Linked DNA regions of Homo sapiens: region 1 is linked to region 2. Evidence: chromatin contacts called from ENCODE Hi-C or POLR2A ChIA-PET data. All regions are on one chromosome and are shown on one strand. Each heading gives the region's core, a stretch centred on a gene start or an enhancer-like site at or near the end of the contact. The rest is flanking DNA. Distances are from core to core; before and after follow the strand shown. Region 1 holds the start of COA7 (cytochrome c oxidase assembly factor 7). Region 2 holds the start of CZIB (CXXC motif containing zinc binding protein).

What was found. Hi-C counts contacts between places; a loop is a spot of excess contacts on that map. ChIA-PET counts read pairs that join two places held with the same protein, here RNA polymerase II (POLR2A). Pooled maps may share reads with other maps.
Region 1: a pooled map shows a loop between it and region 2 (5-fold over the local background). The contact joins the promoter of COA7 here to the promoter of CZIB in region 2. A Hi-C loop is called at or near these places in 1 of 168 maps with a recorded cell type or tissue (PC-9), 1 of 37 single-sample maps with no recorded cell type and 11 of 50 pooled maps. POLR2A ChIA-PET finds 5 or more read pairs at or near these places in 5 of 52 experiments (AG04449, B cell, H1 and 2 more).

Annotation. Positions count from the first base shown.
Region 1 is chr1:52,696,819-52,702,303 of GRCh38, forward strand. It overlaps COA7 (cytochrome c oxidase assembly factor 7), which reads right to left and starts at 1,529. Exons shown (of 3, transcript NM_023077.3): 1 at 1,403-1,529. The coding sequence starts at 1,508. RefSeq lists a silencer at 1,509-1,648 and an enhancer at 1,699-1,758.
Region 2 is chr1:53,219,095-53,224,578 of GRCh38, forward strand. It overlaps CZIB (CXXC motif containing zinc binding protein), which reads right to left and starts at 1,540. Exons shown (of 8, transcript NM_017887.3): 1 at 1,476-1,540; 2 at 1,167-1,250. The coding sequence starts at 1,481. It overlaps CZIB-DT (CZIB divergent transcript), which reads left to right and starts at 1,266. Exons shown (of 1, transcript NR_185918.1): 1 at 1,266-5,164. RefSeq lists an enhancer at 941-1,442 and silencers at 1,312-1,681, 1,812-1,871.

The DNA of each region.
Region 1 (5,485 bases), core at 279-2,778, 520 kb before region 2:
AAAAAAAAAGGCTGGGCACGGTGGCTCACACCTGTAATCCCAGCACTTTGGGAGGCCAAGGCAGATGGATTGCTTGAGGTCAGGAGTTCGAGACCAGCCTGGCCAACATGGTGAAACCCTGTCTCTACGAAAATACAAAAATTAGCCAGGCCTGGTGGTGGGTGCCTGTAATCCCAGCTACTCGGGAGGCTGAGGCAGGAGAATTGCTTTAACCCAGGAGGCAAAGGTTGCAGTGAGCTGAGATCGAGCCATTGTACTCCAGCCTGGGTGACAGAGTGAGACTCAGTCTCAAAAAAACAAAAAAATTAAAAAGTAGGCAGTGTGCAGTGGTTCATGCCTGTAATCAAAGGCGGGAGGATCACTTGAGCCCAGGAGTTGCGACCAGCCTGGACAACGTAGTGACATACTATCTCAAAAAAGAAAGAAAATACAAAAAATAAAAATAAAGCAAGAAGAAGAAAACCACCCAAAGGTATTAGCTGCTCTGGGTGGACCCCTCTGGTCACCACCATCCACCTATACTCTTAAGTCAATTCAATGTTCACACAACACACAGGACACATTTGTGATTCAGGGCGTCTTCGCCAGCTGTTACCTATGGTAAGAACTGCATGGTTCACTCCCTTACCTTCTTCAAGGCTTTATTCAATTGCCACTTTCTCAGTGATCTTCCCTGATCACTCAATTTAAAACTGCCCTCCTGCCCTCCTGACACCCTTCACCCAGTCTTTTTTCCACGGCACTTACTACTTTCTTTTTATTTATTTTTTTTGAGACGGAGTCTCGCTCTGTCGCCCAGGCTGGAGTGCAGTGGCGCGATCTCTGCTCACTGCAAGCTCCGCCTCCCGGGTTCACACCACTCTCCTGCCTCAGCCTCCCGAGTAGCTGGGAATACAGGCGCCTGCCACCACGCCCGGCTAATTTTTTGTATTTTTAGTAGAGACAGGGTTTCACCGTGTTAGCCAGGATGGTTTCGATCTCCTGACCTCGTGATCCACCCGCCTCAGCCTCCCAAAGTGCTGGGATTATAGGCGTGAGCCACGGCTCCCGGCCGGTACTTACTACTTTCGAACACGATTTCATGAATTACCTGAGGCTTATTGCCCGACTCCCCGCACTAGCTTGGAAGCTCCACGAGGGCAGGGAGTTTCATCTGTTCACCGATGGATCCCCAGTCCCTAACCCAAAAGCCCCAGCACGTCTCTTCCTACCCGCCCCGGCCTCCTGGCTCGGTCTTCCCGGGACACATCGCCCTTCCCAACACACGCGGTCACCGCGATCCACAGACCCCGTCCCCCGCCCGCCACGTGATTCCTTCTCCAGCCTCTCAGAGGTCGCAGACCAGACCTCTCCGGGCACGTCCCTCCCCGACGCGTCGCCGGGCTGCGCTGGAGCCGCTCACCGTCCGGGTCCTTCTCGTGGTAGCAGTGGTAGTTGCACTCCACCTCCATGTTCTCCAAAAAGGACTTGACCTGCTCCTCATCCTGGAAGTCCACCATGCCGGCCATGGTTCGCGCCGGCCCAAAGACGGTCACGTGAGCCGGCGGAGGGGGCGGGGCGGGGCGTGGGGCTGACGCCGACGCCAACCGCGGCGCTCTCCCGGGATCCCGGGGCGAGCCAAGCGAGCCTGTGCTTCCCAGCAGCCATCGCGCCGTTAAGGGCGCTGGCAGCCACGCTTCCAGGGCTACCGCCTTCCTGAAACTGGGGGCTGTCTCTCTGCAGCACCTTACCTATGCTCGCTTTGTAGCCTTAGTGATTTTCCACCTGCAGTCATTTATCTATGTATAATCCCTAAGCGCCTACTGTGTGCCTCACCAGTGCATTGTTCTAGGGATATGACAGCTAGGAATATGGTCCCTGCCTTCAAAGAACTTGGAGTTCAATAGGAAGACATTCGCTTATCCATTCAGCAAGCATTTAGAGGAGCTTCTATATGTGCCAGGTGTAGCTGGACAAAGTGCAGTGAGCAGTCTGATTCATCTGTCTTCTTCCCAGACCTGTCTTGGCCACCAACATGAATTACCTAAGCAATGAATGGCTATGGGAGATGTTGACTGGCACACAGTAGCAGTGAAGGGTGTAGCAACGTCACTGTTATAACACCTAGTACTCAAACAGTGCTGAACTTTGTTCCAGGCTCTAAATGCTTTATATGAATTAACTCATTTAATTCTCATTATATATCATGTCACTGTAAAAACACTCACAGTGACACTGTGGGTAGGTATTATTATTATCCCCATTCTACAGATAAGAAAACTAAAGTACAGAGAAATTAAGTAGTTTGTCCAAGGTCACACAGTAAGTGAGGGAGTTGGTATGCAATAATAATTTTTTTTAAAAAAATAAAAGAATGAATGAGGCCGGGCGCGGTGGTTCACGCCTGTAATCCCAGCACTTTGGGAGGCCGAGGTGGGTGGATCACCTGAGGTCAAGAGTTCGAGACCAGCCTGGCCAACCTGGTGAAACTCTGTCTCTACTAACAATACAAAATTAGCAGGGGTCTCTACTAAAAATACAAAATTACAGGGAGCACACCTGTAATCCTAGCTCTTTGGGAGGCTCAGGCAGGAGAATTGCTTTAACCTGGGAGGTGGAGGTTGCAGTGAGCCGAAATTGTGCCATTGCATTCCAGCCTGGGCGACAAGAGCGAAAAAGAATGAATGAGGTAGAAAAGGAACATGTCAAGGAGATGGGGAGGAGGAGAGGAAATTTACCTACATTTTGCTTTGTTTTCCTGCTCCTGTTCCTGCTAAGAATCATCAGTTCCATAAAGCTTAGATGGAAAGTTCTCCTAAGACAGCCACTTCCTATTCGTCTTTTTTTTTTTTTTTTTTGAGACGGAGTTTCGTTCTTGTTGCCCAGGCTGAAGTGCAATAGCGCGGTCTCAGCTTACTGCAACCTCCGCCTCCCAGGTTCAAGCGATTCTCTTGCCTCAGCCTCCCGAGTAGCTGGGCTTACAGGTGCCCACCACCACGCCCGGCTAATTTTTTTTGTATTTTTAGTAGAGACAGGGTTTCACTATATTGGCCAGGCTGGTCTTGAACTCCTGACCTCAGGTGGTCCGCTGGCCTCGGCCTCCCAAAGTGCTGGGATTACAGGCGTGAGCCACCACACCCGGCTGACTTCCCATTCATCTTTGAATTCCATCCAGCCCTACTTTTGAATTCTCAATGGAGCTAAATCCATGGCTTCCCATCGCCTATAACAATGCTTTCCAAATGGCTCCATTATTAAGCTATCCCCAATGGCAGCAAAGAATGGACTATTTCCAACCACTTATTTATTGGAAGGCAGCCAATAATGTCTGAAATCCCAGTTTTATTTTTTAAATTCATAGGATTTTACATTCATTTCCCCATAATACATCTTTCATAGGATAACAGAAGATTGCCTTTTCTCCCCCAAGCCTTTGAGTAAAATTGACATTCCAGGCAATATACCACATTTACCTGTGGTTTCTTATACCCTGATCACCTTAGGGGACTCCTCAGTACACATGGCCCAGGATGGGAATCCTTGAACTTTGGTTTGAGGTCATCTTCTTTAGGATGGCCTTCAAGACCCTGTGCAATCTGATTCTAGCCTTATTTTCTGCCTCTCTTCCCCCACATCCCACCAACCTTCTGTTCTCTGAATAGATCCCAAGTTTGTGTCCCTGTTTACCTCTGCTCTTGATGCCTGGACCACCCTTTTTGACACAAATCGGAAATACTCTCCTATGTAAAGTCTTCCCAGACACAACAATTACACACATTCAAATTAGATTTAGATGCTCCCATTTTGGTGTTCCACACCACTTGGTTTATTCTGGTATAGTGTAGTAGGAAAGAAAGAACTGGCTTTGGAGTGGGGACAGATCTTAGTTCAGAATCCATGTTCCATGTTTATTAAATTGTAACCTTAAACCAATCATGTTTGTGAGTCTGAATCCTCTTCTGTAAATGCAGATCCATTTGTAATGGCTGTCAGAAGGACTACAAGTTCATGTATGCAATGTGCTTGGCAGAGCGCCTGGCTCAAAGTCATTCCTGTTCCAGGAATGTTTCTTGTCATGCCAATAATGGCATGAAAGTCTGTGTTCCCCACCAGACTGTGACCTCTGTGTCCTGTATGCTGGTCACAGGGCCAAGAATAGAATAGGGCTTGATGATAGAATAGAGCAGGGTGATGTCGATTACTAAAATCTGGGAATGTTTCCCTTTATTTTCTGAGTTGAACTGCATTGAAATGAGATCACCTGAGCGGTAGAGGGCACAAGAGAGTTAGTTGGTGATGAGAGGCTCAACCAAGTAAGAGGTCACTTTTTTTTGTTTTGCTCTTTCATCCAGGCTAGAGTGCAGTGGCGTGATTTTGGCTCACCGCAACCTCCGCCTTACGGTTTCAAGCAATTCTCCTGCCTCAGCCTCCTGAATAGCTGGGATTACAGGCGCCCACCACAATGCCCGCCTAATTTTTGTATTTTTAGTAGAGATGGGGTTTCACCATATCGGCCAGGCTGGTCTCGAACTCCTGACCTCGTGATCCGTTTGAACTAACTGTTGCCTCTGCCCTAGAGTGCTTTTCCCCTGTATTTTTTTTTTTTTTTTGGCTTGCCTTCTTAAGTTCTCTGCTTCAATTTGACATCGTCCATGTGGTCTTAGCTCATTCTTGTTATAATAACAGTGTCTTGATTGTGCCCAGCAATATTAGGTGCCCAAGTATTGTTGACTGAATTAAGAAGAGGGATTATCATTCCAAATAATTTGGTTTTCATTAATGGAACTTAGAATATCACTGACTCTTGCTCTTTTGACCCAGGTTTTTCTTAAAGCTATAAGAAACATTAAATGAAGGTCTAATTGACATACAGGAAACTGCACATAACTTTAAAGTAACAATTATGAGTTTCTACATATGTATACACCTGTAAACCATTATCACAATCAAGATAATGAGCATATTCATCACCTCAAAATTTCCTCATGTGACTTTGTACTTCATTCCCTCCCCAGCAACCATTAATCTGCTTTCTGTCACTGAAGATGGGTTGCATTTTGTAGGATATTATCTAAATAGAATGATACAGTAAGTACTGTTTCTTTTTGTATAGTTTCTTCGATTCAGCATAATTATTTTGAGATTCATCCATGTTACCACACGTATTAATAGTTCATTCTTTTTCTTAGTGAATGACATTTCATGATGTAGATATATCACAATTTGTTTATCCATTTGGGTTTCCAGTTTTTGGCTTACAAATAAAGCTGCTGTGAATATTTGTGTACGTGTCTTTGTATGGGCATTCATTTCCATTTTTGGGGTTCATACCTAGGAGTGGAATGGCTAGATCATATGGTAGGTATATATCTAACTTTAAGAAACACCCAAACTGTTTTCTAAAGTGATTCTACCATTACATTCTTACCAGCAGTGTTTGACAGTTCTAGTTGCCCTACATCCTCACCATAATTTGATGTGTGGTCAGTCTTTTAAAATTTTAGCC
Region 2 (5,484 bases), core at 290-2,789:
AAGGATAGGTAAGGCTGTTTCCTATGCCGGCGTGCCCACCCTCCTCTATGAAGTGCTCAGTGTGGCCGGGGATTCAAGGCACCTGTGGTGCAGAAATGGTTTCAGCGGAGGTGAGGGGGGGGAATATGGAGAGATTTGTTAGAAGATACAAAATTACAGCTATATGGGAGGAATAAGTTCTAGTGTTCTATAGCACTGTAGGATGACTATAGCTGACAATAATATATAGTTTCAAATAGCTAGGATATTAAATGCTCCCAACACAAAGAAATGATACACGTTTGAGGTGAATATGCTAACTACCTTGATCTGATCACAATACATTACATTTATCGGAACATCACTATATACCCCATAAATATGTACAATTCTGTGTCAATTAAGAAAAAAAAAGAGAAATGGCCTCAGCAGGCCCCCGACCCACTCTGCTTGGTTAGCTTTATGTTCCCACAGGCCCTGTATGTCACTGGTATAAGCACTTATCACTCTATTGTTACTCTATTTTTCTGTCTCCTTCACTCGATTCCGCTTCTTCAAGCCAAAGAACAGATTCTCCCAAGTAAGCCCTGGTATTCAGGCTTCAAAATCCTGGGAAACAAAAGTAGTCCGGAGGCAGCTTCCCGAAAAACAGGGCTTTTGAGAGGTACAGAAGGATGCTGGGATTTTTGACCAGGAGTAAAACAGAGCAGAAGCTCTGGGATCTGGAAGAGTGAAGAGCCTCGAACTGCTGGGGAAGGGGAGGCCTCTGTAGACCATGCCACTAGGGTACCAGCTTTACCAGTGTGGGAGGGCTAAGGAAGGGTGGATTACGCACAAAATTAAACTATTTCACAATAAAGAAAACCAAATCAATAAACGAAAGGCGAACTATTCACCTTATTAAATAATCACAAGCGTCCCTTCAAGTAGCATTTCGTTTAGTGTCCATTTACAGACCACGAAATATTTAACACAGGGAAGAACTACAAAATGAAGCTTTCCAAGACTGCCAATTAGAGATAAACCAATACACTTTAATAGAAAGCAAACGTAAAATTCTAACTAGGAAAACCCCGAACACTTAATGTGCCTGGTTAAATATTTTCTCATACTGCCGGAGAGAAGGCTCCGGTTCAGCACTGAGATCAGGACGGGCCTCCTCTCCCCGGGCCCCGCCCCGGCCGCACCTTCAGGTACCACCGGAAGTCCTCGCCCACGGGCCGGAGGTTGGTGATGTTCTCCAGCGTGGCTTTGAGTTGCAGCGCGATTTTCTGAGGGGGAGGGCCAGAGCGACTGCGTCAGCCGTGCCTGCGCAGCCCCACGCCTGCCCGACCCTCCCGCATTCCCAGCCGTGGGTGCCACAGGGAGACACTCCTTCTGCCTCCTGCTCCTTCAGCGCGCACCCACTCGCTTCATCTCCTCCTGGCGCGAGCTGTTGCCTCCCAGACCCTCGCCACCTCCCCTCCGTGTCCCCGCGGCGGGCGGCCTCCCCTCACCCCCATGGTAGCCCTCTCCGCCCGGTGCTGGCTGCGGCCCTTGCCGTTGCTTTCCGGCGCGTCGTAAAAGGCGGGTGCCGTCTGCGCACCCTCAGTAGGGCGGGGCCGGGGCCGGGCCGCGGGGCAGGGACTTCTGCGCGCCGCTGCTCGCCTGGCCCACTGGGCTTTTCGCATCTGGGGATCTGGGGCCAGTGGAGGTCAGCCAGGTCCGCGAGCAACCTGTGCTCAGGCCAGCGGAAGCCTGACTCCAGGATTCGGTGGTGCCACAGACAGTTACTGAACGCCAATTTTGTGCCTGCTTTAAGCGAACAGGACAGTTCCTGACCCTCAGTTCTTTCCAGGCTCTTCACTACTCTGCCTGCCCTGGAACTTCTCAGATCACGTCAGCTCCCTCTGCCCAGGGGAAAAGCTACAAAAGGAAGAGTTCCAAGACTGCCAAATAAAGATAAACCAATACGCTTTAAAAAGTAGAATGTATTGGTTTATCAGATTTGGGGATGATGCCTTTCTTCAAACTGCCCTTTCCTGTTTCACCCAAGAGACCTGGTTTCTAGGCCCTTCTCCAGAGTTTGCCCTGTGTCCACATCCTTCTCACTGTGGTCCTTGCGACTGGACATTCCCCTTCAGCTGGCTCTTTTTTGGGAGCCCACCTGGCTTATCCTTCTCTCATAACGTTTATTGAACTTTATTTTACCTGGCCTCCTGTCCAGGCTACATCTGAGACCATGCAGGAGCTGTGGAGATTAACGGTAAAAGGAACAGCACATTCAAGACTCTTCTAGGAGGTGGGGCAAGATAGCCAAATAGAACCCTCCAGTGATCCTCCTCCTCCTCTTCCCTGGCAGGAACACCAAACTGAACAACTATCCACACAAGAAAGCACCTTCATGAGAACCAAAACTCAGGTAGCAATCACAGTAGCTGGTTGTAACGTCACATCAAGATATAAGGCAATGGCTGGGTGCGGTGGCTCACACCTGTAATCCCAGTGCTTTGGGAGGCTGAGGCGGGCAGACCACCTGAGGTCAGGAGTTTGAGACCTAGCTGGCCAACATAGTGAAACCCTGTCTCTACTAAAAATACAAAAATCAGCCGAGTATGGCAGTGCACACCTGTAGTCCCAGCTACTCCGGAGGCTAAGGCAGGAGAATTGTTTGAACCCGGGAGGTGGAGGTTGTAGTGAGCTGAGATCATGCCATTGCACTCTAGCCTGGGTGACAGAGTGAGACTCTATCTCATAAAAGAAGAAAAAAAAAGGAACAAGGCAATGAAGAGGGTAGGAAAGACAGTCTTGAATTGCTACCACCACCCCTCCCTCATCCTCTGGCAGCACCTGGCTGCCTGGCATAGAGAGAGAATCTGTGTGCTTATGGGACTTTGCATTGGAACTGAGTTTTGCCCTGTCACAGTGGAAAGCAACTCAGGGCAGAATTCAGCTAGTGCCCACAGAGGAAGCACTTAGAGAAACCCTAGCCAGAGGGGAATCATCCATCCCAGTGGTCAGGTTCTGGCGAGCCCCACCACCACTGGCTAAAGTGCTTCAGGGTCCTAAATAAATTCGAAAGGCAGTCTAGGCCACAAAGACTGCAATTCCTGGGCAAGTCCTGGTGCTGTGCTGAGCTCAGAGCCCGTGGACTTGGGGTGCACACAGCCTAGTGAGATACCAGTTGGGGAGCCAAAGGAGTGTTTATGTCACCAGTCCCCCAACCCCAGGCAGCACAGCTCACGGCTCCAGGAGAGACTCCTTTCCCTTAGAGGAAAGGAGAGGGGAAAGTAAAGAGGACTTTGTCTTACAGCTTGGATACCATCCCAGCCACAGTAGAATAAAACACCACGCAGAGTCCCGAAGCCCCCTTGCCAGGCTCTATCTCCCAGATATTTCTAGAGCTACCATGGGCCAGAAGGGAACCCGCTGCTTTGAAGGAAAGGACCCAGTCCTGGCAGGATTCATCACCTGCTGACTAAAGAGCTGTTGGGCCTTGAATAAACATTTGTAATAGCCACAGTACTGGGTGAGGCCCAGTACTGTGCTGCCTTCAGGTGTGACCCAGTGCCTTCCCAGTAATGGTTGCCACAGGGAGAGACTCCTTCTGCTTAAGGAAAAGAGAGGAAAGAGTTAAAAAGGAGTTGGTCTTGCAACTTGGGTACCAGCTCAGCCACAGTAAAATAAAGCACCAAGTAGGTTTCTAAAGCCCGGACTCCATGCCCTAGCTCCTGGACAGCATTTCTAAACCCACCCTGGGCCAGAAGGGAACCTGCCACCCCAAAGGGTAAGACACAAGCCTGGCTGGATTCACCACCTGCTGACTAAAGAGCCTTTGGGCTTTGAATAAACATCAGCAATAACCAGGCAATAGTCACCATGGGCCTTGGGCAAGACCCACTACTGTGCTGGCTTCAGGTTTGACACAGCACAGTTCCAGCAGTGGTGGCCACAGGGGTGCTTGTGTCACTCCTCTCCCAACTCCAGGCAGCTCAGCATGGAGAGAGAGACTCCATTTATTTGGGAGAAAGTAAGGGAAGATAACAAGAGACTCTGCCTGGTAATCCAGGGAATTCTCTCGGATCTTACCCAAGACCATCAAGGCAGTACCTCTGAGTCTACAAGAGTCACAGCATCGCTGGGTTTGGGGTGCCCCCTAATGCAGTTACAGCTGCAGTGACCAAATATTTACATCACAACACTCATTTCCCTTTGAGTACTTGGAAAAGCCTTCTGAAGAAGGATGAGTACAAATAAGCCCAAACTGTGAAAATTATGATAAATACCTAATTATTCAATGCTCTGCATTGACCAACAGTCACAAACATCAATACCATCCAAGAAAACATGACCTAATCAAATGAACTAAATAAGGCACCAGTGACCAATCCCAGAGTGACAGAGATATGTGACCTTTCAGAGAATTCACTGTCACTGAGAAAGCTCAGTGAAATTCAAGATAGCACAGAGAAGGAACTCAGAATCCTGCCAGATAAACTTAACAAAGAGATGGAAAAAGGAACTCAGAATCCTGCCAGATAAATTTGACAAAGAGATGGAAATAATTTTAAAAATTAAATAGAAATTCTGGAGCTGATAAATTCAACTGATACACCAAAGAATGCACCAGGGTCTCTAAACATGAGAACTGATCAAGCAGAAGAAAGAATTAGTGAGCTTGAAGGCAGGCTGTTTGAAAATACACAGAAGAATTGAAAGAAAAAATAACAAAAAAGGATGAAGTATGCCTACAATATCTAGACAATGGCCACAAATGGGCAAATCTAAGAGTTATTGGCCTTAAAGAGAAGGTAGAGAGAAATTAGGATAGAAAGTTTATTCAAAGGAAGAATAACGGAACTTTCCAAACCTAGAGAAATATATAAATATTCAAGTACAAGAAAGTTATAGAATACCAAGCAGATTTAACCCAAATAAGACTACCTCATGTCATTTAATAATCAGACTCCCAAAGATCAAAGATAAAGAAAGGATCCTAAAAGCAGCAAGAAAAAAGAAACAAATAACACACAAAGAAGCTCCAATGGGTCTGGCAGCAGGCTTCTCTGTGGAAAGCTTACAGGCCAGGAGAGTGGCATGACATTTAAAGTACTGAAGAAAAAAAACATTTATCCTAGAATAGTATATCCAGCAAAAATGTCCTTTAAACATGAAGGAAAAATAAAGATTTCCTAGACAAACAAAAGCTGAGGGATTTTGTCAACACACCAGACCTTTCCTTCAAGAAATGCTAAAGAGTGTTTTTCAGTCTGAAAGAAAAGGATGTTAAGCAATGAGAAATCGTCTGACGGCACAAAACTCATTGGGAATGGTAACTACACAGACAAATGCAAAAGATTTTAACACTAATTGTGTGTAAACTACTCATATATTGAGTAGCAAGACTAAAAGATGAACCTATCAAAAATAATAACTTTTCAAAACATAGACAGTATAAGATATAAATAGGGGCCAGGCACGGTGGCTTATGCCCATAATCCCAGCACTTTGGGAGGCCGAGGCAGG